2 separate regions of the Homo sapiens genome follow, and region 1 is linked to region 2. Evidence: chromatin contacts called from ENCODE Hi-C or POLR2A ChIA-PET data. All regions are on one chromosome and are shown on one strand. Each heading gives the region's core, a stretch centred on a gene start or an enhancer-like site at or near the end of the contact. The rest is flanking DNA. Distances are from core to core; before and after follow the strand shown. Region 1 holds the start of LINC02749 (long intergenic non-protein coding RNA 2749). Region 2 holds the start of TRIM21 (tripartite motif containing 21).

Region 1 (2,700 bases), core at 162-2,661, 210 kb before region 2:
AGGCACTCACAGGAAATTCTGGCTTTGCTGATGAGGGTGCAAACCTGGGGTTTCCTTTCCGTGGCTGGTACAGAGGCAGGATACCACAGTGGGTACCAGGACAGGCCCTGCCCCTGGCTGCCTGGGTTCCAACTCACTTACTATTAGTGTGGTCTAGAGCAAGTCACTTAACTGCTCTGTGCCTCAGTTTCCTCCTCTGTGCAATGGGGATAATGATAATGGCAAGCACTTGCGTAGCACTTGTAAGGGCTTTCTTTTAAGGATTTTACATCTATTACTCATAGGATCCTCAGATTCTGTGTCTTTTTTCCTCAGATGGCCATAATACCTGGGTAGCTTTAAGGAATAAATTAGTTAATATACGGAAGGCACTTAGAACAGTGCTTGGCACATAGGCAACGCTCAGTAAATGTTAGTTATTCTTATTCAGCACCACAGAGTGGAGTCCCAGGAGGCTACAGACAGAATTCCTAAAAATAATGAAGATGATTATGATAACACTAGCAACAATAAAACATGCCCTCATAGTTTTACAGCACTTTTTAGGATACAAAGACTCCCACAGCTATTGTTTCATCTGAGACTGAGGAGACAAGTGTGTCTAAAAGTGTACACAGAAAACACTTTTTAAAAAGACATTCTTATTAGCATCCTGTGGGATGTCTTTTTTAAAAGTGTTCTCTGTTCAAATAAGTTTGGAAAACACTGAATCAAACCAAGTTAAACACTTTTCTTCTTGGAGAGACTCAAGCTCACTAAACGTTGTCAGACCCCACAAAAGCAGAGGGAAGTACAACATGCAGTGTTTCCCCAAATTATTGGGCCATGAAATCCTTTGTTCTGAGGAGTTGTGACTCCTGGAAGACACTTTCTCAAACACTGGGGTAGGCCGGGCGTGGTGGCTCATGCCTATAATTCTAGTGCTTTGGGAGGCTAAGTGGGAGGATCACTTGAGACCAGGACTTTGAGACCAGCCTGGGCAACATAGAGAGACCCTGTCTGTACCAAAAATAATTAAAAAAGAGAAAACACTGGGGTAAAGAGCTTTGGCTTTGTCACTGGCTGTGTGCCTTCAGGTCAAGTCATATGAATCTAGGCCTCAGTTTTCCCATATGTAAAATGGGAATAAACGTACACTCATGATGGGGCCATCAGTGTTGTAAGAACTAAATGAGGTCACTGGAGTAACGTACACAGCCTAATTCCTGGCAAATGGACAATAAACGTTAGATTATTATCGCCGTGACACCCCTATGAAATAACACCATTATTTTCCCCACCCAGATGGGGAGCTCAGTAGGTAGCTCCGGGGCCCTTCACTTTAGTGTGTCAGTGGAGCACCCTCACATCCCAGGCTGGGCGCCAGAGGGCGACTGGCTCTTTCCCTTCCCTCCCCATTCCCTTTTAAAGATGGATGAGGCCTCGGTTCAATGAGGGCCCCAGGCAGGGGACGGCCACACCCAGGTTTTTGGAGGGGCCGGGGAGGGCGCGTTCGGGGATGGCACTGGGAGTGGGCAGGGCTGACGCCCCTTTGCCCCCAGCCCGGTCTTCCTCTACGGCGACTTCGCCGCGGGGCAGTGCGGGGAGGCGCTCAGTGTAGAGCTCGTGGGGGCCTCCGCTGACAGCGGGGCAGGGACTGGGAGAAGGGCGGCGGCGGAGCAGGTCGCGGGCTGGTGCGGGGCCTGGGGGCACTGCCGAGCCTACACTGCGGCGGCCGCGGCGGCGGCGGCAGCGCGACAAGTTGCCATGGCCCGGCTGCCGCAGCTGCCCTCCCAAGGGTCTCGTTAGCTCTGCTTGGCCGGCCACCGCCGACTCGGCCCTAGGGACCCCGGCGACCTAGCAAACAGCCGATCCGCCGGGCGCTGACGAGGCTCGGGGGAAGAGGGCGGCAGTCCAGATGGCGCGCAAGTGAGTGCCAGGCCGCGAGGATTTGCCGCCGGGACCCAGGGCGCACTAGCTAGGTGCGCCGCCCACCCGCGGCCTCACGGGGGCGCCCGAGTCCACTGAATGAGCCCGGCGGGGCCGACAGCAGCAGTCGAGCGCGGGTGCGCCACTCTGACCGCCGCTCGCTGGTCTCATTGCCGGGGCCTGAGCGGGGGCTGGGGTGGGTGCCAACGAGGAAAGCACAGTTGATCTGCAAGTTAGTGGGCGGGGAGCCAGTAGGGAGGGACTGCGGAGCCGCGCTGGTCCTGATTCTTCCTCACTCAGCTATTTTAATAGCAATGAAATCTTGAAGGAGTGCTCTGAGGCTGATAGAGCTGTAGGAAAAGGTCTTGGGCGTTCAGATTTTTGGATGCTTCGTATTTTTCAACTTTATTATCTGGCAACAGTCTTTAAAACTCAATGACCAATTCCAGTTCTAGCCTTAAACCCAATTAATCCTTAACTATGAAAGCAGCATCCTAAAGTCTACTTTCACTTGTTAGCGGCATCTGTGGAAGTAGCCGAGGGTCTCAGGCAGTGCAGTAGCTCTCTGAATAGCCTCTCTTTCCTGAGAAAGGGAGCCTCAGCTGCTGTGCCCACCAGGCCTGGTGGGAGCGTGCGCTCACTGCGTAATAGAGCAGGGCTGTGCTTGTGAGGTCCCTTTGGCCCAAACTGTGCAGGATCTGCTGCCTGCCTTTCCTTTTTGTTGTATCGTTATTGCTTTGGCCCAGAAAGCTCTGATGCTACCTGCCTGCAAATAGCTCATCTTTACTCAAT
Region 2 (2,700 bases), core at 77-2,576:
GACCAATATGGTAAAACCCTGTCTCTACTAAAAATACAAAAATTAGCTGGGAGTGGTGGTGGGCACCTGTAATCCCAGCTACTTGGGAGGCTGAGGCAGGAGAATTGCTTGAACCTGGGAGGCAGAGGTTGCAGTGAGCCAAGATTGTGCCATTGCACTCCAGCCTGGGTGACACGGCGAGACTCCCTCTCAAAAACAAAACAAAACAAAACAAGGCATAAAATTAATGGCAAAACAATTAATGTCAAAAACAGTAATTACTTTTGCACCGATCAAACAGTTTGTTGAATAAGTTTATTCCTGTTCTGAATAACAAGAACTCCTCCATTGTTTGGTCCATTGATCCAGTGAGACAGAAGGAGAAACTGAGTCCCTAAAAGAGGGAATGAAAATTGGCAAGAACCTCATAAAGCTGTTGACAGTTCTACTCTCATCATGTCCATTCCTGCTTAAACCCTCAGTGCTCATCCATCTCCTGTCGGGTACCAACAGGCCTCCATGTTGCTGAGAAATTATAGCTACTTTTTACCATGTACCTTCCATGTGCCAGAGATACTTCATGCTTTGAATATATCTTCATTAATCCCTCCTATAACGGCGGAAGTCAGTTGCATATATGTATGTAGGTGTATATGTATGTATACACACAGAGTAACAGGAACCGTGGCCAGCACTCCCTGGGCTCTTTTCTCAGCTGCTCCAAACTTAGTTTAGTTCCTGACAACACTTATTCTAGGACAAAGAATAATTCTGAAGGCCTATACATTTCTGGTTGAACATCCTAAACAGCCTGCCCCTCTCACCTCTGGAGGACTTTTGGACCTGGGAGTCTCCAGAATTGCAGACCTCCCCGACACTGGGCTCCCTACCCTCCTGGCTAGGCTGTAGTCCTGGCTATCCCAGCCACACCCAGCCGTCATCCTAGGTCAGGTGCCAGCATGGGGGCAGCCGGGCCCCTTCCCCTTCTGGGTAACTCCACAGTCACGTCCACAACCCAGCCTCCTCCCAGGTAGGGGGCAGCCGGGCCCCTTCCCCTTCTGGGTAACTCGGCAGTCAGGTCCACACCCCAGCCTCCTCCCAAGCAGGGGGCCAGCACCGGAAGCGCAGCTGGTCTTGGGTTGAGGGATCCCTGGTGGGAGAAGGGGCAAATGGGACCGGCTCAAGGATGGAGACTGGAAGGGGCTCTGCAACCCTGGGGCAGGGGAGAGAGGTCCCCTAGGAGGGCAGGGGTCCCTTGATCTAGTGGGGTTCACTCACCTTTACAGGGGACTCAACGCTGGTAGCCAGCTCCCTATTTCACTTTCAGTTTCCGCTCAGAAGCAAGTCTGAGAGGAAAGGGGAGGGAGGAGGAGGAGCCGTGGGAGGAGTGAGGGAGGAGCAGTGGGAGGAGCAGAGCCTTGAAAGGGTGTGTGGAGAAATGCGGCTGAGAAGAGAAGTCAGAGTTGAGCTGGGGGAGGCTTCAGAGGCTCTGCATGCCCAGGAGGCTTCTCTGAGACTGGGAAGGAGTGGAAACTCAGTAGCCCGTGGTCCTGGTTGCGCGCTCCCTCCCATGTCTTCATTATCTGATTTGGTAAAATATCTACAAGACGGGGGAGTCCGGGCTGCTTTCTTTGACACTGGTCATCACTCCACACCTAGACGCTATGTCCATGTCTGGAAGATGCTTTTAAGGAAGTTTTGATGCAGAGAAGAGTGGCCGGTGCTCTTCCTCGCGTGCCACCATCTGCTTACTTCCAGAAGCTAATTATTTTCATGTGACTGATGTGACTAATATTTTTTAACGCCTGCAGGTGAGTGATTTATTTCGCATGACCCCAAGGTGAGTGTCCCACCAGTGAGTGGTGAGAAGGAAATTGACATTTGACAACCAACTGTGTTCTTGTCACTGAGCTAGGGACATTCTCAGGTTATATTATTTTTATTTTTAATCGTAAAAATATAGAACATAAAATTTACCAAAGTAATTTTTTTAATTTTCAATCTTGTGTGTCTATAGTAGGTGTATATATTTGTGGGGTACATGAAATATTTTGATACAGGTAGAGCATACAATCCGTAATAATCATATCAGGGTAAGTGGGGTATCTATCCATCACCTCAAGCACTTATCATTTGTGTTATATACAATCCAGTTATATGCTTTTAGTTATTTTAAAATGATAAATTATCATTGACTGTATTCACCTTGTTATGCTATAAAATACTAGATCTTATTCATTCTCTCTCATGTATTTTTGAACCCATTAATCATTCCCCACTACCCTTCCCAGCCTTTGGTAACCATCATCCTCTCTATCTTCATGAGTTGGATTGTTTTAATTTTTAACTCCCACAAATAAGTGAGAACATAACAATTTGTTTGTTTGCCTGTGTTTGGTTTATTTTACTTAACATAATAATCCCCAATTCCATCCATCTTGTAGCAAATGAAAGGTTCTCCTTCTTTTTATGGCTGAATAGTGCTCCATTGTGTATGTGTACCACACTTTCCTTATCCATTTATCTGTTGATGGACACTTACGTTGCTTCCAAATCTTGGCTATTGTGAATAGTGCTGCGATAAACATGGGAGTGCAGATATCTCTTTGATATACTGATTTCCTTTCTCTTGGATATATACCTAACAGTATTTCTTCTGGGTATATACCTAGCAGTATCCAGTAGGATTGCTAGATTACATGGTAGCTCTATTTTCAGGTT

What was found. Hi-C counts contacts between places; a loop is a spot of excess contacts on that map. ChIA-PET counts read pairs that join two places held with the same protein, here RNA polymerase II (POLR2A). Pooled maps may share reads with other maps.
Region 1: a map of PC-3 shows a loop between it and region 2 (6-fold over the local background). The contact joins the promoter of LINC02749 here to the promoter of TRIM21 in region 2. A Hi-C loop is called at or near these places in 13 of 168 maps with a recorded cell type or tissue (GM12878, IMR-90, OCI-LY7 and 10 more), 18 of 37 single-sample maps with no recorded cell type and 34 of 50 pooled maps. POLR2A ChIA-PET finds 5 or more read pairs at or near these places in 5 of 52 experiments (CD4-positive, alpha-beta T cell, HEK293, WTC11 and 2 more).

Annotation. Positions count from the first base shown.
Region 1 is chr11:4,185,741-4,188,440 of GRCh38, forward strand. It overlaps LINC02749 (long intergenic non-protein coding RNA 2749), which reads left to right and starts at 1,412. Exons shown (of 2, transcript NR_047550.1): 1 at 1,412-1,464. RefSeq lists a silencer at 1,907-2,096.
Region 2 is chr11:4,392,376-4,395,075 of GRCh38, forward strand. TRIM21 (tripartite motif containing 21) reads right to left here and starts at 1,327. Exons shown (of 7, transcript NM_003141.4): 1 at 1,258-1,327. RefSeq lists enhancers at 1,218-1,427, 1,448-1,507.